Regions from separate parts of the Homo sapiens genome. Here region 2 is linked to region 1. A link is a loop called in an ENCODE intact Hi-C map of the cell type or tissue named here. Cell type or tissue: natural killer cell. All regions are shown on one strand. Links, peaks and the distances in the headings refer to the core of each region. The heading gives the core; the rest is flanking DNA.

Region 1 (16,909 bases), core at 8,716-11,215:
GGAGGCCGAATCGGGTGGATCATTTGAGGTCAGGAGTTCAAGACCAGACTGCCCAACATGGTGAAACCCCATCTCTACTAAAAATGCAAAACTTAGCTGGGCGTGGCAGTGGGCACCTGTAATCCCAGCTACTCAGGAGGCTGAGGCACAAGAATTGCTTGAATTCGGGAGGCAGAGGCTGCAGTGAGCCAAGATCGTGCCACTGCACCCTAGCCTGGGCAACAGAGCAAGACCCTCTCAAGGAAAGAAAGAAAGAAGGAAAAGAAAGAAAGAAAAAGAAAGAAGAAAGGAAGGAAGGAAACCCACTCCTGAAATAACTAATCTACTCTTGAGATAATAGTATTCATCCATTCATGAGGGCAAAGCCCTCATAACCTAATCACCTTTAAAAGGTTTCACCTTTCAACACTGTTGCATTGGGGATTAAGTGTCCAACACACGAACATTGGGTGATGCATTCAAACCATAGCAGAGTGAATAAGGAGGAGTACAATGACCCCCATGTCTGAGATTTGTTTTAAAATACTTTAGCAGGTCAGGCACAGTGGCTCATGTCTGTAACTCCAACACTTTGGGAAGCTAAGATAGGAGGACTGCTTGAACCCAGGGGTTAGAGACCAGTTTGGGCAGCATGGTAAGACCCCAACTCTACAAAAAAAATTAAAAAATTAGCCAGGTGTGGTGGTGTGTGCATGTGGTTCTAGCTACTCAGGAGGCTGAGATGGGAGGATCGCTTGAGCCCAGGAGGTCAAGGCTACAGTAAGCTGAAATTGTGCCACTGCACTCCAGCCTGTGTGACAGAGCAAAACCCTGTCTCAAAAATAAAGAAATAAAGAAAATACCTTAGCAAAGGGGAAAAATTGATGAAACAAATGTGGCAAAATGCTGCTAATTGTTGAATCTAGGTGACAAGTTTTGGGGAGGTTTGTTGAACTACTTTCTACTTTTGTAAATGTTTTAAATTTTTCATAATAACTTTTTTTTTTTAGACAGAGTCTTGCTCTGTTGTGCAGGCTGGAGTGCAGTGGCACAATCTCAGCTCACTGCAACCTCCGTCTTCCGGGTTCAAGCAGTTCTCTCACCTCGGCCTCCCCAGTAGCTGGGATCACAGGCACCTGCCACCACACCCAGCTAATTTTTGTATTTTTCGTAGAGATGGGGTTTCACCATGTTGGCCAGGCTGGTCTCAAACTCCTGACCTCCGGTGATCCGCCTGCCTCAACCTCCCGAAGTCCTGGGATTACAGGCGTGAGCCACCACTCCCAGCCATAATAACATCTTTGTTTAAAAAATCTGGTTCTCTTTGACTCCCCGTGGTCCTAGTTCTGCATTTTAAAGCAGGGATTGGCAACCAACAGCCACTACCTATTTTTATAAAGTTTTACTGCATCGCAGGTATATTCACTCATAAACTCATTCATGTCAATGGCTGCTTTCATTCCACAACACCAGAGGTTAGCAGCTGTGACACAGACCACGCAGACCACGAAGCTGAAATATTTACTATCTAGCCCTTTATAGAAAAAGGTCGCCAAGCCTTAATGTAGAGTGACCAATAAATTCAACCCCTTGCTTCTACAGAACAGTGTTTTAAAATATTTGAAGGCTGAGGTATGTTTTCATTTAAAAGAGGAATACTGATATAATATGGAATAGAAAGAAATTTGGGCAGGTTCCCCTCTGTCTCCACATTAGTGGCCTCTCAGGAAATCATTCCTGATAGTCAGTGTCCTTAAACTGCGATGCCCAAAGTTGAACACCCACACGAGCAGAGGCGTGCCCCAGATGGCACTACCACCTCCAAGCCCAGCCCGGGTTCTGAACCGCACGGGAATCTACGCTAACGCCCAGCCCTGCCTCCTCCTCCTTCCCCAGAGGGTGCACCTGGCCCTCTGCCACGTAGCGGTAGGACAGTCCTGCGGGGTGGGAGAAGGTGATGGTGGTTCCGTAGGAGTCTTCCCCGTCATTCCACACCATCACTTCTGCGTTCAGCTCCAGGTTACTCCCCACCAGCAGGGACTTCAAGCTGGGTATCAGGTGAAGGAAAGGAGAAGATGATTCTGTGACTGAGGCTAGAAATGGTCTGGGATAAAATGGGGTGGGTGGGGATTTGGGAGATAGACAGGGGACGGACCCCTGGGTTCTTCTTCTTCTTCTTCTTCTTCTTCTTCTTTTTTTTTAAGAGACAGAGTCCTGCTCTTTCACCCAGGCTGGAGTGCAGTGGTGTGATTATGGCTCACTGCAGCCTCCAACTCCAGAGCTCAAGCAATCCTTAAGCTTCAGCCTCCCAAGTAGCTGGGACTATAGGCATGCTCTACCACACTCAAGTGATGTTGTTGTTGTTGTTGTTGTTGTTGTTTTGTTTTTGTGGAAATGGGATCTCGCTCTGTTGCCCAGGCTGATCCCTAACTCCTGGCCTCAAAAGATCCTCCCACCTCGGCCTCCCAAAGTGCTGGGATTACAGGCGTGAGCCACTGTGCCCAGCCAAGACACCTGGGTTTTGACTATAGGATGAGACAATGTTAGGGAGAGCCAGAGGCAGGAGTCCCAGATTCCAGGAAGGAGGCTGGGGCAGTAGGGCAGGTCTAAGGTGGGGGCGCTCACCCTGGGAAGCTGAAGGAGATGCCGAGATTGTCCTGGCAGATATGGTCGGCTCCACAGTTCTTCTCAAAGGGTAGCTGCGTGGGAAGGCAACGGGGGGTTTTCTCCGAGACCCAGGCCCCACGCTGTGCACCCTCTCTGGGAGACCCAGTGCCAGGACTCACGGAGGCCGTGAAGTATCTCTGAGCATCGGCGGCCAGCATAGGCCGCAGGTTTCTGAAGGCAAGGAGGGGCTTGCCCACCAGCGTGAAGTTCAGACGCAAGGTAATGGGGGTCACAGAGTCCTCCACGCAGCTCTGGGGGACGGGCGTCGCGGGGAGCGGAGGGTAAGGGGAGGGTAAGAGCTGCGCTCGGCCTCATCCGCAGTTCTTATCCTGCCTCTGCCCAGCTCCCGCGCGGCTTCAGCTTCCTCCAGAGCCTGCTCAGCGTCACCGCCTTCAGGAGGCCTCCCTGACACCCTCTCTGTTCTCTCCCCTTGTTTGTCTTTGTTTTTTTCCTCCCCCCCCCCAGACCTCCCGATCAGCAATGACTGTTTTGGCCACCTATGCCCCTGGCCCCCAGGGCAAGGCCTGTCTCCCAGGAGCAGCTCGATAAACCCCTGTCCAGTGAATGCCTGAAAAAAAGCCCAGCCGGAAGCCCCAGAGCTCTCTCAGGTTGCCCAATTCTCTTTCCTGAAATCCAATCGTGTGGCCCCTGGAAATTGCAGCCGATCTCATCACTTGTTTGCTCGCTCACTCACTCACTGGCTAACGTGCAGTAAGCACGTCCTGCATGGCTGGTCCTGTGCTGGGCTGAGCCACAGGGAGGCCGGAACACAGCCTGTTCTCTCCCTGCCCTGCCTTCTGCCAGCCCCAGCGCGGCCGCCACCCACGTTCATGCCCAGACGCACCGGGAGCAGCAGGTTGAAGTTTTCACAGTGTGCCTTCAGCCCGAGGACTCGGACTCGGCTCAGACTCCGGTTCTTTGTTTCCTGGAAGGTGGCACGGGGACTCAGGCGGCCAGGGTCGAGGGCCAGGTCCAAGGTCACAGAGCTTTGGAGGTCACCTGTAGGCGGTCGCAGGGACGGCGTTGAGACAGGAACTCCTTGGGTGGACAATGAGCAGGGTGGGAGACAGGGGCCTGGGATGGGGGACTCCAGAGGTCAGGGTGTCCTGGGTTGGAGGGGAGGGGACTCACGGCTCCCAAGCAGGTTCTTAGAACGTTTGTCAATGTAAAGGCAGATGTTGGACTGTACCAGGGTCTGCTCAGAGACCACCTGCTCCCGACACTCAAACGCAGACCTGGGGATCTCGGCAGGTATGAACTGCATGCTCACCCCCACCCAGAGCACAGGTCTGGTCCTGCGGGCAGAGCACCGAGCTGAGGACAGGCCGTCGGCTCCTGGGAGCACCACGTGGGGTGGGCACCCCCATCTGAACCTAGGACCACCTGGGGAGCCTCTGAGAAAGGCTGCTCTCACCTGAGCAGGAGCACCTGGCCCCGGGCCCCCACAGCCAGGTCCACCAGTCCATCCTGGGTGAGGTCTTGACCCCCGCTCAGTGCCTGCCCAAAATACTGCAGCCTGGAGGAGAGCTGGGAGCCCGCGATCCGCTGGCCAGAGGAGAGAAGGGTGAATCAAGATGGAAAGTAGGGGAAGAAGTTGGAAATAAGTAACAAGGGGAATATGGAGGTAGGACCATCGGAAAGGGAGAGAAGGGGTGAGTTGTGAACAGATGTCACCAAGAAGAACCTGAAAAGAGGAGGTAGGAGTTGGGAGATGATTGCTAAGAAACAGATGTAAGAGTGGAGATAGGAAGGGTGTCCTGGTGACCCGAGTGTCATTCATTCGATCAGTCTCTAGTTCCAATTCTGACTCCTCCACGTATGAGCCACGAGGCCGTGGGCAAGGACTCAATCTGTCTGTGCCTCCGTTTCCTCATCTTTCATATAATGATACTATTAGCTCAGAGTTTAGCCATGCTCAGGAGAGGAATTCCTACGGTTCTTAGAACAGCACCCAGGATACAGCCAGCAGTCAATAATATATCACAATGAGTATTAAGGCTGAAAGGGACCTCAGAGTTTGTCCAACCTCACCTCCCTCGTTGCAAAGATGCAGGAGAGAGGTTGGGGACAGTGTCAACCCCAGGTAGCCTTTAAGAGGCTGACTGCAGACCTAACACCAGACCGTCCAACCCCAGGCCCAAGTCCCCTTTTTGTTTCTTGCTGTCACTCTGTCTCTTCAAAGGACAAGAAAAAGCCGCGGTGGGGTAGGGAGTGGTCGCACCCACACCCAGATCCACCCTCCCAGGCACTGCCTCCCCTGTAGAACCTATCACCTTCATTCCCAGTGCTCATGTTATGCCCAATCCCTGGAAGAATGTGCCCTTTAAATCTCTGTGCACCCTGGAACTAGCAGCCATTAAAAGTGATAATAATGGCTGGACGCGGTGGCTCACACCTGTAATCCCAACACTTTGGGAGGCCGAGGCGGGTGGGTCATCTGAGGTCAGGAGTTCCAGACCAGCCTGGCCAACATGGTGAAACCCCGTTTCTACTAAATAAACAAAAATTAGCTGGGCATGATGGCACATACCTGCAATCCAAGCTGCTCAGGAGGCTGAGGCAGGAGAATCACTTGAACCCGGGAGGCAGAGGTTGCAGTGAGCGGAGATTGCACCACTGTGCTCCAGTCTGGGTGACAGAGCGAGACTCTGTCTCAAAAAAAAAGGTAATAATAATGGGCAGGGCACACTGGCTTTGTGCCTGTGGTCCCAGCTACTCAGGAGTCTTTGGCAGGAGGATCTCTTCAGTCCAGGAGTTCGAGGCTGCAGTCAGCTATGATTGCGCCACTGAACTCCAGCCTGAGTGACATGATGAGATTCTGTCTCTAAAAAATAAAAATTAAAAAAAAGAAAAGAAAAAAAGGAATAATAACAAAATAAAAAGAGAAATTTACCAATTACTGAGGGAGTCTAGAAAGGCTAGGTGTACCCCCTCTAAATCTAAAAGTTCAAAAATAAAAATAAAATATTTGATTGGTAAAAAATGCTAACAATCGTTTAAGCCTTTAGCAAGGCATAATCTTTTTGCTGGTGGAGGGTCTTGCCTGATGGTGACACGGCTGACTGATCACAGTGGCAACTGCTGGAGGTTGGGGTGGCTATGGCAATTTCCTAAAATAAGACCGTGAGGAAGTTTGCTGCCTGGATGGACTCTTCCTTTCATGAAATTTCTCTGGAGCATGCGATGCTGGTTGATAACATTTGGCCACAGTAGAGCTTCTTTGAAAGTTGGAGTCGTCCGGGAGGTGAGGGGCGCCTCTGCCCGGCCGCCCCTACTGGGAAGTGAGGAGACCCTCTGCCCGGCCAGCTGCCCCGTCCGGGAGGGAGGTGGGGGGGGGGGTCAGCCCCCCGCCCGGCCAGCTGCCTCGTCCAGGAGGGAGGTGGGGGGGTCAGCCCCCCGCCCGGCCAGCCGCCCCGTCCGGGAGGTGAGGGGCACCTCTGCCCGGCCGCCCCTACTGGGAAGTGAGGAGCCCCTCTGCCCGGCCACCACCCCGTCTGGGAGGTGTACCCAACAGCTCATTGAGAACGGGCCATGATGACAATGGCGGTTTTGTGGAATCGAAAGGGGGGAAAGGTGGGGAAAAGATTGAGAAATCGGATGGTTGCCGTGTCTGTGTAGAAAGAAGTAGACATGGGAGATTTTTCATTTTGTTCTGTACTAAGAAAAATTCTTCTGCCTTGGGATCCTCTTGATCTGTGACCTTACCCCCAACCCTGTGCTCTCTGAAACATGTGCTGTGTCCACTCAGGGTTAAATGGATTAAGGGCGGTGCAAGATGTGCTTTGTTAAACAGATGCTTGAAGGCAGCATGCTCGTTAAGAGTCATCACCACTCCCTAATCTCAAGTACCCAGGGACACAAACACTGCGGAAGGCCGCAGGGTCCTCTGCCTGGGAAAACCAGAGACCTTTGTTCACTTGTTTATCTGCTGACCTTCCCTCCACTATTGTCCTATGACCCTGCGAAATCCCCCTCTGCGAGAAACACCCAAGAATGATCAATAAAAAAAATAAAAAATAAAAAAATAAATAAAAAATAAAAAATAAAAAAAGAAAGTTGGAGTCAATTCTCTCAAATTCTATGCTGATTTATCAACTACGTTTATATAATATTCTTTTTTTTTTTTTTTTTGAGACACACTTTCACTCTGTCGCCCAGGCTAGAGTGCAGTGGTGTGATCTCGGCTCACTGCAACCTTTGCCTGAGGGGTTCAAGCGATTCTCCTGCCTCAGCCTCCTGAGTAGCTGGGATTACAGACATCTGCCACCACACCCAGCTAATTTTTTTAGTAGAGATGTTTAGTAGAGAGGTTTCCCTATGTAGGCCAGGCTGGTCTTGAACTCCTGACCTCAGGTGGTCTGCCCACCTCAGCCTCCCTAAGTGCTGGGATTATGTAATATTCTTAATCTTGTGTTGTCATTTCAACAATATTTATATCATCTTCACCAGGAATAGATTCCATCTGAAAAAAAAAAAAAACACTTTCTTTCCTCATCTGTAAGAAGCAGGTCCTCATCTGTGCAAGTTTCATCATGAGACTGCAGCAATTCAGGCTCCACTTCTAATTCTGGTTCTCTATTTCCACACATCCGCAATCACTTCCTCCCCTGAAGCCTTGAGCCACTCAAAGTCATCCATGAGAATCAGAATCAGCTTCTCCCGAACTCGTGTTAATGTTGATATTTTGACCCCCTCTGATGAATCATGAATGTTCTTAATGGCATCTAAAATGGTGAATTTTTTTCCAGAAGGTTTTCAATTGACTTTGCCCAGATCCATCAGAAGAATCACTATCTATGGCAGCTATAGCCTTATGAAATGTATTTCTGAAATAATGAGACTTGAAAGTCGAAATTACTCCTTGGTCCATGGACTGCAGAATGGGTGTTGTGTTTGCAGGCATGGAAACAACACTAATCTCCTTGAACATCTCCATCAGAGCTCTTGGGTGATCAGGTGCACTGTCAATAAGCAGCAAACTTTGGAAAGAAATCTATTTTTCTGAGCAGCAGGTCTCCAGAATGGGCTTAAAACACTCAGTCAAGCATGCTATAAACAGATGTGCTGTCACCCCAGCTTTGTTCCATTTCTAGAGCACAAGAAGGGTGGATTTAGCATCATTCTTCAGGGCCCTGGAATTTTCCAAATGGTAAATGACCACTGGCTACAACTTGAAGTCCTACCAGCTGCATTAGCCTCTAACAAGAGAGTCAACTTGTCCTTTGAAGCTTTGAAGCCAGGCATTGACTTCTCTGAAAGTCCTAGATGCCATCTTCTTCCATCGAAGGCCATCTCATCTACACTGAAAACCTGTTGTTGAGTGTAGCCACCTTCATCAGAGATCTTCTGGAGAACTTGCTGCGCCTTCTCCATCTGTACTTGCTGCTTCACCTTGTACTTTTATGTTGTGGAGATTGCTTCTTTCCTTAAACCTCATGAACCCTGCTGACTTCCACCTCTGCTGACTTCCAATTTTTCTTCTGAAGCTTCCTCACGTCTCTCAGCCTTCATAGAACTGAAGAGCATTCGGACCTTGCTCTGGATTTGGCTTTGGCTTAAGGGGATGTTGTGGCTGGTTTGATCTTCTATCCAGATCACTCAGACTTCCTTCATATCAGCAATTAGGCTGTTTCACTTTCTTATCATTCATATGTTCACTGGAGTAACACTCTTAATTTCCTTCAATAACTTTTTCTTTGCATTCAGAATTTGGCTGTTTGGTGCAAAAGGCCTTCAGCCCATCTTGGCTTTTGGCATGGCTTCTTCACCAAGCTTAATCATTTCTAGGTTTTGATCTAAAGTGAGAGATATGTGGCCAGACGTGGTGGCCCACGTCTGTAATCCCAGTGCTTTGGGAGGCCAAGGCAGGCAGATCACTTAGAGTCAGGAATTCCAGACTAGCCTGGCCAACATGGTGAAACCCCATCTCTACTAAAAACACAAAAATTAGCCAGGCATGGTGGCACCCACCTGTAATGCCAGCTACTCAGAAGGCTGAGGCAGGAGAATCACTTGAACCCCAGAGGGGGAAGTTTCAGTGAGCCAAGATCACACCAGTGTACTCCAGGCTGGGTGACAGAGTGAGATCCTGCCTCAATAAATAAATAAATAGTGAGAGACATGTGACTCTTCCTTTCAGTTGAACACTTAAAGACCATTGTAGAGTTATTATTTGGCTTAATTTCAATATCATTGCATTGCAGGGAATAGGGAGGCCACAGGAGAGGGAGAGAGAGACAGGGGAGCTATCAGTGGTGGAGCAGTCAGAACACACACATTTATGAAGTTCGCCTTCATATACGGACGTGCTTCATGGTGCCCCAAAAAGAGGACAATAGCAACATCGAAGATCACTGATCACAGATCACCATCACAGACATGATAATTACAAAAAAGTTTGAAACATTGTGAGAATTACCAAAGTAACACGGAGACACAAAGTGAGTGCATGCAGCTGGGAAAACAGCACTGATAGACTTGCTCAGTGCAGGGTCGCTGCATACCTTCAGCGTGTAAAAAATGCAGTATCTGCAAAGCGCATAAAACAAGGTATGCCTGCATGTGATGGGTTGTGGGAATTGGTACGAACTGTTTGCAGTTTCATGACAACACGTGGGCCCTTGTTATTCTCAACAGTCTTTCACCCTCTTCTTTAGATTCCCCTTCAGGTGTTAAACTATGTGTTTTTTGTTTGTTTGTTTGTTTAGAGATGGAGTCTCACTCTATCACCCAGGCTGGAGTGCAGTGGCGCAATCTCAGCTCACTGCAACCTCCGATTCCTGGGTTCAAGCCATTTTCCTGCCTCAGCCTCCCAAGTAGCTGGGATTATAGGCATGCGCCATTACGCACAACTAATTTTTGTATTTTGGGTAGAGACGGGGTTTCCCCATGTTGGCCAGCCTAGTCTGGAACTCCTGACCTCAAGTGATCTGCCTGCCTCAGCCTCCCAAAGTGCTGGGATTACAGGCGGGAGCCACCGCGCCTGGCCAGTTGTTAAACTATCTTAATGATAATTAAAACAGATTATAACAACATGATACCTATTGTGTGCCAGGCACTTCATGCATACTAACTCATTTAATCCTCACAGCAGCAGCTCAATAAGGTTGGTTCTATTAGTATCACCATTTTACCAGTGAGAAAACTGAGCACAGAGAGGGTGAGTTACCTGTCAAAGATCACACAGCTGGTGTGTGACAGAACTGCAGGGACCTTCCTTGGCACTTTTTTCTTTTTGGTAACAGCTTTTTTGAGCTATAGACCACATAGCACACAACTCACCCCTTTAAAGTATATGACTTAGTGCCTTTTGGTATGTTTAGAGAGTTGTGAAACCACTACCACAATCAATTTTAGAACATTTCCACTACCCCAAAAAGAGACTCCACACCCATTAGCAGTCACCCTCATGCCCCTGACTTTCCCCCACACCCAGCCCTGTGAAACTGCTCATCTACTTTCTGTCTCTACAGATCTGTCTGTTCTGGACATTTGGCCTGAATACATGTGGCCTTCTGTGTTTGGCTTCCCTCACTTAGCATGTTTTATAGGTGGAATTGCCAGATCACATGGCAACTCTATGTTTAACTTTTTGTTTGTTTGTTTGTTCGAGACGGAGTTTTGCTCTTGTTGCCTAGGCTGGAGTGCAGTGCCGCGATCTCGGCTCACCACAACCCCCACCTCCCAGGTTCAATAGATTCTCCTGCCTCAGCCTCCCAAGTAGCTGGGATTACAGGCACCCACCACCATGCCCAGCTAATTTTTTTTTTTTTTTTGTATTTTTAGTAGAGATGGGGTTTCACTGTGTTGGCCAGGCTAGTCTCAAACTCCTCAGGTTATCCACCTGCCTCGGCCTCCCAAAGTGCTGGGGTTACAGGCATGAGCCACTGTGCCCAGCCTATGTTTAATGTTTTGAGGACCTGCCATGCTGATTTCCAAAGCAGCTGCGTGGATTTACATCATCCCCAGCATGGGGGAGGATGCCCGGTTCTCCACATCCTCACCAACACCTGTCATTATCCGCCTTTGTTTCTAGCCATTCTAGTAGGTGAGAAGTGGCATCTCATTATAGTTTTGATTTGCTGATGACTAATGACATTGAGAATCATTTTATGCACCCATTGGCCCTTTGTACCTCTTCTTTGGAGAAACGTCTACCCTATCCAAATCCTTTGCCCTTTTTTTTTTTTTTTTTTTTTTTTTGACACGGGATTGTGCTCTTTCACCTGGGCTGAAGTGAAGTGACGCAATCATAGCTCACTGCAGCCTCAACCTCCTGGGCTCAGGTGACCTCCCACCTCAGCCTCCCGAGTAATTGGGACTACAGTTACTACAGCACCACAATGCCTGCCTAATTTTTAAAATTTTTTCTAGAGATGGGGTCTCCCTATGTTGCCCAGACTGGCCTGAAACTCCTGGCCTCAAGTGATCCTCCTGCCTCAGCCTCCCAAAGTGTCGGAATTACAGATGTGAGCCACCTGGAGCAGCCCCTTTGCCTATTTTTTAACAGAGCTTTCTTGACTTTTGCCAAGAAAAGCAGCCCTTCGTTCTCAGGGAACCCTGCTCCCTTGGGGTGGAGGGCGGCTGCAGGGATGGGCATTTGGTGGGACCTTGATGGCAGGAAGGGAATAAAATCATGTAGCATCCAGGGAGGAGAGGGGCGAGTGGAAGGGAAGGTTGAAATGACTGGACCTAAGTGGTGAGCAGCAGGGAGCCGGGAGACTGCACACCGGGTTAGAGGTCAGGAGGCCGGAGTGCCCTTCACCATCTCGGACCCACTCTGAACCTCCAACAAACCAAGGCCCTTGTCTTCCTAGTGTCCCAGATTCCATCTGTAAAATGGGTTTTCTGTGCCTGACCTGTGTACCTTGTAAAACTGGCAGGGGCCTGGGCATGGTGGCTCACGCCTATAATCCCAGCACTTTGGGAGGCCGAGACAGGCAGATCACCTGAGGTCAGGAGTTCAAGACCAGCCTAGCCAACATGGCGAAAGCCTGTCTCTACTAAAATACAAAAAATAACCGGACATGGTGGTGCATGCCTGTAATCCCAGCTACTCTGGAGGCTGAGGCAGAGAATCGCTTGAACCTGGGAGGCGGAGGTTGCAGTGAGCTGAGACCACGCCACTGCTACAAGGTGCTCAGAGCTGGGCAAGGGAGGTAGGAAAAGGTAAAAAGGGACAGTTTTCCAGTATGACAGAGTGGGAGAGGCAAGAAGCAGGCTGCTCTAGTGACAGAAATGGGACACGGCCTCACCTGGCTGTGGGAGGGGCTGATGCTGGGTCCCAAGACTCCGTGAAACAGGTAGACAGCACCCCGGTTCTCCTCCTCTCCTGGGGCCCCGATGACCACGTCTGTCAGCTTGTCCCCATTCACATCCCCCAGCACTGTCAGAGCCGCCCCAAAGCGACCCCAGGGGTGGCCCTGCTCCCCGTAGAGAACAGCATCACACCACCACCTTCTCCACTGCAGAAAAAAAGCAGTGCCAGGCCCAACCCGGGCAACCCCTCCACCCACACCAGACCCCACCCACCCCAGGCCCATCAGCCACTCACCCCCCTGGGCAAGGGACACACAGACACCTGGCCCCCTCGGGTCTGCTCGTAGTAATGGGGGGCCCCGATGAGGACCAGGTCGGTGCTGCCGTCGCTGTCTACGTCCACGGAGCAGAGGGAGGCCCCGAAGTAGGAGCCGATCTGAAGGGCAGAGCCTGGGTCATGCTGCCTGTCCCTGCCAGAGGCAGCCCTGTGGGCCAGGTCCCACCTCTCCCCAGGTACCAGGACCTCCCCCAAGGCCCTCAAAGCCCCTCCATCCTCTCCTCTGCCCCAGCCACCTCCCCTACCCTCATCCTCCCCTCTGGCTCCTGTCACGCCCAACCTGAGTCCCCGTGACTTCGGCCTTCATCCTCCATTGCCTGGACACCTGGGTGAAGATGACAGCCTTCCCGGTGTGCTGGTAGCGGGGGGCCCCCAGGACCAGGCTCTGCACCCCTTTCCAGAGGGCCAGCTCGGTGGAGTAACCTGAGGGGCCCAGGCCTCAGCACAAAGGCCCCCATTCCCCCTCCCCAGAACCCTGGACCCCCACCCCGGGCAGCACAGCACCATCTCCCCTCCCCAGAACCCTGGACCCCACCCTGGGCAATGCAGCCCCCATCCTCTCTCCCCAGAACCCTGGAACCCACCCCAGGCAGCACAGCGCCCATCCCCTCTCCCCAGAACCCTGGACCCCCACCCCAGGCAGCACAGCCCCCATCCCCCCTCCCCAGAACCTGGAACCCACCCCGGGCAGCACAGTGCCCATCCTCCCTCCCCAGAAGCCTGGACCCCACCCTGGGCAGCACAGCCCCCATACCCCTTCCCCAGAACCCTGGACCCCACCCTGGGCAGTGCATCTCCCACCTGTCCCCAACCCCTGGCTGTTTCTCACCCAGGTAAGAGTCCCTCATGTCCACATTCTCCTGAGACATGTTGATGAAGGTAGGGCTCATATTTGGGGGGTACAGGAAGGCACCTCCAGACCAGGTGAAGCTCCCCACAGCCCCCAGAACGGGGCCATCCTGGGAGAAAAGGATTCCAGGGCTGAGCAGAGGCCGGAGCAGGAAGACAGCATGTACCAGAGATATGCCTTCCGCCTGCGCCTCTTACCCACCTGACACCCACCCTGGCCTTCCCTGCTCCCCCTCCCCTCACGGCACATCATCGGCCTAAGGGGCCCCACTCACAGGTGTGAACACAGCGCTGAAGCCCTCCTGTGCCATCTCCAATTCGAAGGAGCTACTGCTTGTGGTCTCCGTACCTGGGGGAAGGCATGACGCTTGAGTGCCAGGGAGGGAGACGGGCTTTGCCAGGTCCAAGAACACTTCAGCTTTAGGAGAAGCTAAGACTGGAGGCTACAGGGAGAGCTGGTGCCTGTGACAGGGACCAGGCTCTGCCCTCCAGATCAGCTCCGACTTCGGGGCCCCCCTCTGCTCCATGGATGTGGACAGCGATGGCAGCACCGATCTGGTCCTCATCAGGGCCCCCCACAGGTCTACAAGCAGACCCGAGGGGGCCAGGTGTCCGTGTGCCCCTTGCCCAGGGGAGTGAGTGGCTGGTGGGATGTGGGCTGGGTAGGGCCCGGTGTGGGTGGAAGGGTCTCCTGGGTTGGGCCTGGCACTGCTTTTTGTTCTGCAGTGGAGCCGGTGGTGGTGTGAGATCACTCTCTGTGGGGAGCAGGGCCATCCCTGGGGCCACTTTGGGGCAGCTCTGACAGTGCTGGGGGACGTCAGTGGGGACAAGCTGACAGACATGGCTATCGGGGTCCCGGGAAAGCAGGAGAACCGAGACGCTGTCTACCTGTTTCACGGAGCCTCGGGTTCTAAGTGGAAAGGTGTTAACGGCTGAGGATTCCCCAAGCGAAGAGCTCCCTTCAGACTCACCCTCAATGGCAAAGATCTTCTCCTTCAGTTGGTTTTGAATATCTTTCAGAGCATCAAAGTCCTCCACTTTAAATATGTGTTCCTGGGAGGGCTTCGATGCAATGTCATTTAATTCTTTCCAAGAATTTCTGTTTTGAAAAGCTAATCCAACCTGTCCCCAGAAAAGATCAACTCAGTAAAAATAATAAATCAAATGTGCCTGTGTGCACTGGGTGCAACATCTTCCAATAACCCCACAAGATCAACATGATCACACCCGGTGGACACAGGAGAAACACGAAGCCCGGACAGCATCAGGGAGTTTAGGAGAAAGGATCATGGTCTCCAGTCTGGGGCAGAGTTTTCATCCTTAAGGCAGTAAGAGCCGAGAGAGCTGGTGTTTCTATCCTTGAAAGGGATGTTGTTGGCGGTGGTTCACGCCTGTAATCCCTGTGCTTTGGGAGACCAAGGTGGCAGAATTGCTTAAGGCCAGGAATTTGAGACCAGCCTGGGCAACATAGCAAGACCCCATCTCAACCAAAAAGAAAATAGCCAGGCTTGATGGCACACACCTGTGGTCCCAGCTACTGGGGAGGCTGGGGTGGGAGGATCACTGGAGCCCAGGAGTTCAAGGCTGCAGTGAGCTAGGATTGCACCACTTCCTGGGTGATAGAGCAAGACCCTGTCTCAAAGAGAAAAGAACATACACAGAAAGGGGAGTTGCCCTGAGAGGAAGCCGTGGGAGAAGTGGGAAGCCATCCCACGCCCTACCCCAATTGCATAGCGGATGATGCCTGCTGCATCAGCCATGGGGATGACATCCTTATAATCCAGGCTGTCGCCTTCTTTCTTCCCATCAGTGATGACAATGAGAATTTTGGCGGCATCCCTACGGGCCCCATATGAGGCATGGAACAATCGGTGCCTATCAGGAAAGGAGAGGTCTTAGAGGCCTGTGAACCAAACCACACTAGCCCCTGGTGCCCTTGTGAAAATTAGAAGATGCCTTTTCCTTTGGGAGGCCCCAGTCCCACCCAGAGGCCCCAGCTTGGCAAGGGTATCACGGGCTGGATTTTGGTCCCTGCCTGTCCCCTTCTCGTGGAGACAGATGAGGCCCAAGGGAAGACCTGGGTGCTTTGGGACTGTGCCTGGAAGAAATCAGGACTCACACGACATTTTGGATGGCGGTGGCCGTGTATGTAAACCCTTGCAGCTGGTGAACAGAAGCCAACAGGCTGAGGGGGTTTGAGCTGCGCCTGAATTCCTCGAAAGTGAAGTGTGTTTGGAATTTGTTGGAGAACTGCATCAGGGAAAACTGGGAGAAGCACACAGGGCTGGGGCTGAGGCCATTTCACCAGGATCGAAGCACCCACCCCCAGCAGCCTCCCTCCCCCAAAGGCACACCTGGGTGCTGGGTCTCTGGAACTGGCTTATCACAGCTCTCACGAAGTTCATCATCGTGGCAAAGTTGCGGGAGGAGATGCTGCCTGAGCCATCGATCAGGAACACAATGTCCTGCTCCTGTCTTGGGCACTCTGGGGAAGGAGGTGGCACCGGTCCTCCAAGTGACACTCCTGGAGTCCAGGACCGTGGCCTCCTGGCCACAAGAGCTCACTCTCCCAAAACCCTTCCTCCCCTAAGCCCCTAGTCTGGCGATGGGAGTCAGGCTCCACACCCTGGGTCCTCTCCTCATCAGGGGCAGAGCTTCCCTAACCCCTTGCCTGGAACAAGGCCCTTCATTCTCTTAAAGTTGCCTAAAGAGGCTGTGATGAGCCAGGCGTGGTGGCTCACGCCTGTAATCCCAGTACTTTGGGAGGCCGAGGGGGGCGGATCACGAGGTCAGGAGATCGAGACCATCCTGGCCCACATGGTGAAACCCCGTCTCTACTAAAAATACAAAAATTAGGTGGGTGTGGTGGCACGCGCCTGTGGTCCCAACTACTTGGGAGGCAGAGGCAGAATTGCTTGAACCTGGGAGGTGGAGGTTGCAGTGAGCTGAGATCGCACCACAGCACTCCAACCTGGCAACAGAGTGAGGCTCCATCTCAAAAAAATAAAAAATGAAAAAGGCTGTGATGAAGCTGCTCAGCCCCATCAACAAAAGAGTGAAGGTCAGACTGGGTGCAGTGACTTACTCCTATAATCCAAGCACTTTGGGAGGCCTAGGCAGGAGAATTGCTTGAGCCCAGGATTTCAAGATCAGCCTGGACAGCATAGTTAGACCTCACATCTACTAAAAATTGTTAAAAATCAGCTGGGCATGGTAGCTCTTCTCTGTGGTCCCAGCTACTCTGGAGGCTGAGGTGGGAGGATCACTTGAGCCCAGGAGTTGGAGGCTGCAGTGAGCTGTGATTGTACCACTGCACTCCAGCCTCAGTGACAGAGTAAGACTATCTCTAAAAAAAAAGAAAAAAAAAAAAACCAGGAAGATTTCTCCAATTCAGACGGTAGGAAGCAGAGGGCCTACCCCTCCACCACCCTGGATATCTGTGCCCCTCCCTGGACCCACCCCTCCTTCCTCCCTCAATGTCACCCCATCCAGCAATGACACAAACTGGCACCAGTCCCTAGCCAGTGTTTGTCCTCACTGCTCAGTGCTGAATGGTAGTTTTGTTAAATTTCTTTTTTTAATTGAGATGGAGTCTCACTCTGTCACCCAGGCTGGAGTGCAGTGGTGTGATCAAAGCTCCCTACAGCCTCCAACTCCTGGGCTCAAGCGATTCTCCTGCCTCAGCCTCCCCAGTAGTTAGGACTAGAGGTATGTAACAGCATGCCAAGCTACTTTGTATTTTATATTTATTTTTTGTAGAGATGAGGTCTCACTATGTTGCCCAGGCTGGTCTCAAACTCCAGGCCTCAAACAACCCTC
Region 2 (5,804 bases), core at 756-3,255, 180 kb after region 1:
CTCTGCCACCACGACGATCATCCCCGTAGTTACCCCCTAGGACAAAAGAAACAAGATCTATCATATTCCCATTCCCCTATGTTCCCCGAGCCTCCCCGCTGAAAAATTAAGGATTCTTTGGTCCCAGCTCCCTAGCACCAGGTCTGCCTTTCTTACCCATGTGAGAGCCACCTGGTCCCCCTCCTGGGCCATCTGGTTTAGGGGCCTTACACTGGTTGCATTCATTCCTCCAAGAGAAGTTCATATTCTCACAGGTGCTAAGGAGAAAGGAAGACAATCAGTCTGGAGCGATGGGGAATAGGCAAGACCTAGAACTAGGAAGAAACTACGGTGACTTTAGAGATACAGTGAGGAAACTGAAGCTTCAGAAAGACAAAACGGCTTGCTTCTCAGAGTCAGGAACAAAAATCAGTATTACTGAACCCAATCCATTACCTTTCCCATTACATCAACCTTACCTAGGTAAGCTTTTGGCTAAATCTGACCCCAACAGTGTGGCCTTGACATTTACTTCTTTGGAAAACACGCACATACCTCAGTACCAATATATCAAAGAGCACGCATGCAAGAGAACTAAGAAAAAAATTAAGTTTCACTCACGGATTAGGACACTTCCAGTCACCAGCTCGCTGCTGTCCTCCACCGCCACCACCTCCACTGGGAAATCCTCCTCGGCCACCACCACCACTGCCACCACCTCCATAGCCTCCACGGCCCATGGGTCCTAATGCAGATAGACCAAGTATGGGTCTGCTCCCTCTCCAAGTTTGGTAAATCTAACCCATTCCATGCAAGCCTTTACCATCTTCTGCACTCTCCCCATTACCCCTCTGCACCACTAGCAGGTAGCTCCTCACCTCCTCGCCCTCGGCCTCCACGACCATTGCCACCACCCCGATTAAAGTCTGCCCGGCGAGTAGCAAATGAGACCTTGATAGGATTTCCGGAGAATTCTTTACCTAGAGAAACAAAAAATCATCAACAGACTTTAAATGCAAGACACATTAATCCGAAAATACAAGAGAAGCGTGCCTTTCTCAAATGGTTTATAATCTGCTGACACATAAGCAAAAATGAGACTACCTGAAACCGCAGCTAAAGTAAGTGTTGGAAGACTCAAAAGAACCCTCAAACTATGGCTTGTTTCCTAAGGCTTGCTGCCCTATATCCCCAGCCCCACCTCTGCCAGCCTTCTCATACATACCATCAAACCAGTCAATAGCTGCTTTAGCTGAAGGTGGGTCATCAAAAGAGACCGTTGCCTCTCCCTTCAGCTTGCCAGTTTCCCTGTCTGTGTACAAATTAATCATGGGCTGTCCCGTTTTCTTGTTTGTCTGAAGAAAGCAAAATGAGGTAACATCAATTTTAAAGGCTACAGTACTCCCTTTCCATCTTCTTCCTCTAGAACATGAGGTTTATAATTCCCAAACTTCAGCTCCCCTCTTCCCAGTTACTTCTTCCTACCTCACATGTAAACCTCCATTAAAGAAAACTGTCTCTCACTCCAATATTGAAAGATAAAACTAAAAGTTACTATAGAGTACAAATCTCAAGAGTTTAGGGTACTCTGATAAGTTATACTTTTTGTGTTAAGATAGAACTTCTCTTTTAGAAAACAGTAACTAAGGCTCTTTCCTCAACAAATTAAGCTGGCAACAACCACTAAGACTTGTTTTTACTGCTGGCAACCATTAAAGACTTGCTTTTACTAATGTGTGAAATCCACAAGCCTACAACACTGACAGAAAGCTCCCACTCCTCTCCACAAGTACCTTAATAATACCAATCTGCTTGAAGTAATCAGCCACAGACTCAATTGTAACATTCTCACCCAGGCCTTGCACAAAGATGGTGTTGTTGTCTGAATTATCCTGTTCTGCTTGTTGAACAGAGAAAATGCAAATGTGAAAAGGTAAAATAAAAAACACAGGAAAAAACCTAAAGCACCTAGTATCCATCAAGCAACTGGTATCATTTGGTTTATGGAAGACAACTAAAAAGAAATCCACATCCCTTTTGAGTCCCTATATGCCAGCCATGCTGATAAATTTCAGATTCAGTTTGACAATTATCCTTTGAAACATGTTAACACCCAGTATACAGTATGGAAACCAGGGCTCAGGAGTGAAATGCCCAACAAGACCACACAGAAAAGTCCATCAGTATTTATCAACTTTCAGTTGAAGGTCCCCGAATTAAATAAGAAACCCATTTTACATTCAAATCTAGTACACAAACATCAATACAACCTAAACAGGAGTTCAATGCTTTACTTCATGTGGTCAGGTCTTTCACTAGTTTTGTTCACCAACTTGGACATGATCCACATTTTGAAAGAACCACTGCTGTAAACCATCTGAGTGTGGTCCAGACGCATCAGCATCACTGGGGACTTGTTAGAAAGGTAGATTTTCAGGGTCCTCTCAGACCTAAATCACTGGGGGTGGAACCCACAAGCCAGGTATTTCTGAGAAATACTTCGTAACAAATACTTCTCACTGCTAACTAAGGACACACCTAACTCCCTTCCTTCTCTATCCCCATTTTTTTCAGTTTCCTTTTTATAATAGTTTCAAAGAACATCCAGGCAGTCTTGATACCACTTTAGCCACTCTTTTCATGCCACCACGTGTGAACTCACCGGAGTCATGACGTGATCCTTGGTCCCGAGGGCCTTTAGTGACATGGAAAAAAAGAACAAAAAAAAAACAAAAACAAGGAAAAGATGAGCCGTTAGTCAACAGGAAAAAACGGACAAGGAAAAAAATTAACACCAAATCCAAACTTGTAAAATATCAAGTAAGTGCTCACAGCCTCACTCCAAACCCTTTCCTGGGTCGCCTGCCCAGAGGAGAAAATTCTAGGCAGGCCCCTTAAGATCTGTAACTTGAGTCTCCACAGAGACAACTCCACACTTCAGCAAATGCTGCCTCCCCCAGCTCAGGCTGGGAAATGTCCTCAGCACAGGTGGCAGGGGAAACGGAGACCCATTAAAGTGAACAAACCAACTCAGCTTGGCCCGGTTCTCTCACCCGAGAGAAGAGAGATGGGCTCGCCACCAGCCATGCGATGTGCATCCATCCAGTTTCTCCCAACTTTACCACCAGACACTTAACCCTTGTGGAACAATTTTTAATTTCATCTTTAGAAACCATCCTTAAAACCGTGTTGTTTCCCCGAAACCACATGAAAATAAAAACCATACATAATAGCTATTGTATTTTTTAAGCATGTCCCAGGGAACAGACCAGAAATCTTATTTCCGTAATGCAGCCTCTATTTTGTTTTTCCAGAGACCATCTTTGACCAATGTTTATCTGAATTCGCCATATATAAATATTGTACCCACACGCAATGACACCTAAGTCATGAACCCACACCTTTGGCTTTAAATCTTGAAACAAATCAAGAAACCTTTTGTTAACCAAACCAGAAAAGTTCCAGCTTACTGGGAGACTTCTCAAATTTGTCATTTTTCCATGAATTCAGTTTGTGCTGTTTAAGACCTTCCTGGTCCACGAATTCAGTTTGTGCTGTTTAAGACCTGGTTATTTCCCATGAGCCACACATGCTTCCAATCTTTCTTGAAGTAGTGCACATGTTCCTTCCCAGAGCTAGTTTCTATTTGCCCATCTCAGTTAAGTCCATATACATAGAATTGCATTCATTGACACCATTCCGTACTTTATAAATGTATACCAACTTCACCATCCTCAGGGCAATGTTACATCCCTCTTCCAGAATTAAACATTCGGAGTTGTCTCCCACACACTCACACACACACAAGCCTTGGACACAACGATCAAAAGGATCCTAAAGCCAAGATGGCACCACGTGTTCCAGCACGCACTCTCCAGTTTCTCATGATGATGGTCACTAAGTGCCAGGTGTGGCAACGGCCCAGTCCAAGGCCTACTAGACCCCTCTTATTAACCTGGGGCAAACCCATTTGGTAAAAGATGACTATTGAGTCTTACCCCTACCTGCTCCAGGTTAGCACACACCAGGCAACAGGTGGCATTCTACCCTACCCCTTTCTGGAGGTGGTTCTGGACACCTCAAAACCTTTGACATTTAAATTAACACGCTAAGACATCTGCAAATGAACAATCAGACAAAGCATTGCTGGGAGTTGGGAATTTTGGAAACTCTGTTCACTTACCACCAAATTTATTGAAGCCACCACGGTCACTTCCGCTGGAGAAGACAAGTTAGAAGAAAGGACATGAAGCTTCCAACGGCTACAAAAGGTTGTTTTTTGATTTTGTTTAACATTCCCCAAACATGGGTAGGTGTTTTTGGAAAAAGATACAAGTGGCTACTAAAATACATCCCTTCCTGACCACCCCTTGTCTGACCTTTGAGCATGTCACACACACGTGTGCAATTTCTCAGACACAGTTTATAAAGATTTTGCTTTAAAAGGTTACGTTATCTATTTCCTCTGGAAAAAAAATAACCCATTTTCCTTGGTCGTTCTTCCGATGGAGCAGATGTTTTTTTTTCCTCTTGTCGCAAGTGGTTGACAACCAAGTAGTTGGTTTAAAAACCCTACCCCAATTTACCCAGAAGACATTTCACACCAGGCTGGGGTAGCCTTGAACACATTTTTGTGGTTTTTGCTTTGAAAGCAGCAAGCAGACCCAACCCCATTCCATAAAAAGTCAAAACCAAAGGCAACTTCCCCTTAAAGCAAGACAAACTTAGCTAAGCTCTGTCCTAACTACTGAGCTGTTTTTGATCTCCCCCAACCCCCGGGGTCACCCCTTCTACACTGCGAGAAGAGCGGAGTATTTTGCAATGTCACCTTTCATACCTGTGGCACATAAAATGCAGAGCAAGTTAACAGTCACATAACAGTTGTTTTTCTTTTTAAAGTTTTGCATTAAACACACGCACACATTTCCTCATTTTTGTTTTCCTCATTTTTGCACGTTTTTGAGATTGCCCCCACCCACCTCTGCATACTTACCATTTCCAAACTCGGTTTAAAAATCTACTTTTTCCAAAAACAGTAACACTGACATTCCTCCCCTTTTTCAAGGGAGACAGAGTAGGGTCCTTCAAATCTTATTTACCAACAGATTTGACAACTGTTTTAACATCAAATCTAAGGTTTTACTTCAAATCAACTTCAGCAGGAAGGAAAGAAGGTCCAGTTGGACAAGCTGATGAATTTTAAGTAACCAGGGGAAGGCAGACAGTGGAACAAATAGGTGGGAGACCACTGTCAAAGCATATTTTTGCCCAAAAGGTCTGCTTACTTCAGTCAGCTGGCCCCATAAACCAAGTCACACACAAAATCAATGTCGGTCAAATTAGTGCAAATCAAGCTCGTGGATTCAAATGACTATAGAAAACGGGAAGAGTAGCCAATTCCTGGAAGCTGAAGTCAGGTTAACCATTACCAACTCCCTAGAGGACACATGGGAATACACATACCAAGTTTCCCTACTATTTCCCAGGAGTGGGATCATCGGTTTCCCTTGCAGAGAAAGAAGTCTTCACTTCCATGTTTCTTGCCTAGGATATTAATGACTCCAATCCATACGTATCTATGTATGGTTTCTTTTTTTTTGGAAACAAGTATCATTACTCAAAATCTCTATTCAGTGGTATGGATGGGAGTTCAGGCTCCCAAGTTCTCACAAAAATAAAATGGGGATGTAAAAAGAAAGTCACTGCCCCCAAATCAAAGCCCTCACAGATCCCTAGACAACAAGAATACTAAACCATGCACTAGGGACTGGCTTCAGGGAGATTCATGCAATCCTCCACACTCCCCACCAAAGATACTCCCTGGC

What was found. Hi-C counts contacts between places; a loop is a spot of excess contacts. Peaks named below come from ENCODE experiments on the same cell type or tissue, not always from the same donor. Only the 100,000 strongest peaks of a DNase experiment are listed, where the experiment ranks them.
Region 2: it touches region 1 in a loop (4-fold over the local background); 2 of 110 quality-filtered maps call a loop at or near these places.

What each region holds. Positions count from the first base shown.
Region 1 is chr16:31,358,366-31,375,274 of GRCh38, reverse strand. It overlaps ITGAX (integrin subunit alpha X), which reads right to left. Exons shown (of 30, transcript NM_000887.5): 6 at 15,445-15,575; 7 at 15,210-15,355; 8 at 14,812-14,965; 9 at 14,062-14,212; 10 at 13,366-13,439; 11 at 13,071-13,200; 12 at 12,522-12,664; 13 at 12,200-12,340; 14 at 11,901-12,110; 15 at 4,061-4,191; 16 at 3,778-3,941; 17 at 3,491-3,645; 18 at 2,766-2,897; 19 at 2,605-2,678; 1 more. It also overlaps the pseudogene LOC100422479. Among named protein-coding and RNA genes, the nearest start is that of ITGAX, 12 kb to the right of the region's middle. RefSeq lists an enhancer at 6,110-6,716. In natural killer cell, for the core only: no CTCF peak of the experiment used is centred there; DNase peaks (open chromatin) are centred at 9,954 and 10,624; H3K27ac peaks cover 1,680 bases.
Region 2 is chr16:31,185,195-31,190,998 of GRCh38, reverse strand. It overlaps FUS (FUS RNA binding protein), which reads right to left. Exons shown (of 15, transcript NM_004960.4): 7 at 4,163-4,197; 8 at 2,642-2,674; 9 at 1,773-1,876; 10 at 1,205-1,334; 11 at 858-959; 12 at 601-724; 13 at 157-257; 14 at 1-36. Among named protein-coding and RNA genes, the nearest start is that of FUS, 8.0 kb to the right of the region's middle. In natural killer cell, for the core only: no CTCF peak of the experiment used is centred there; DNase peaks (open chromatin) are centred at 1,758 and 2,328; H3K27ac peaks cover 2,231 bases.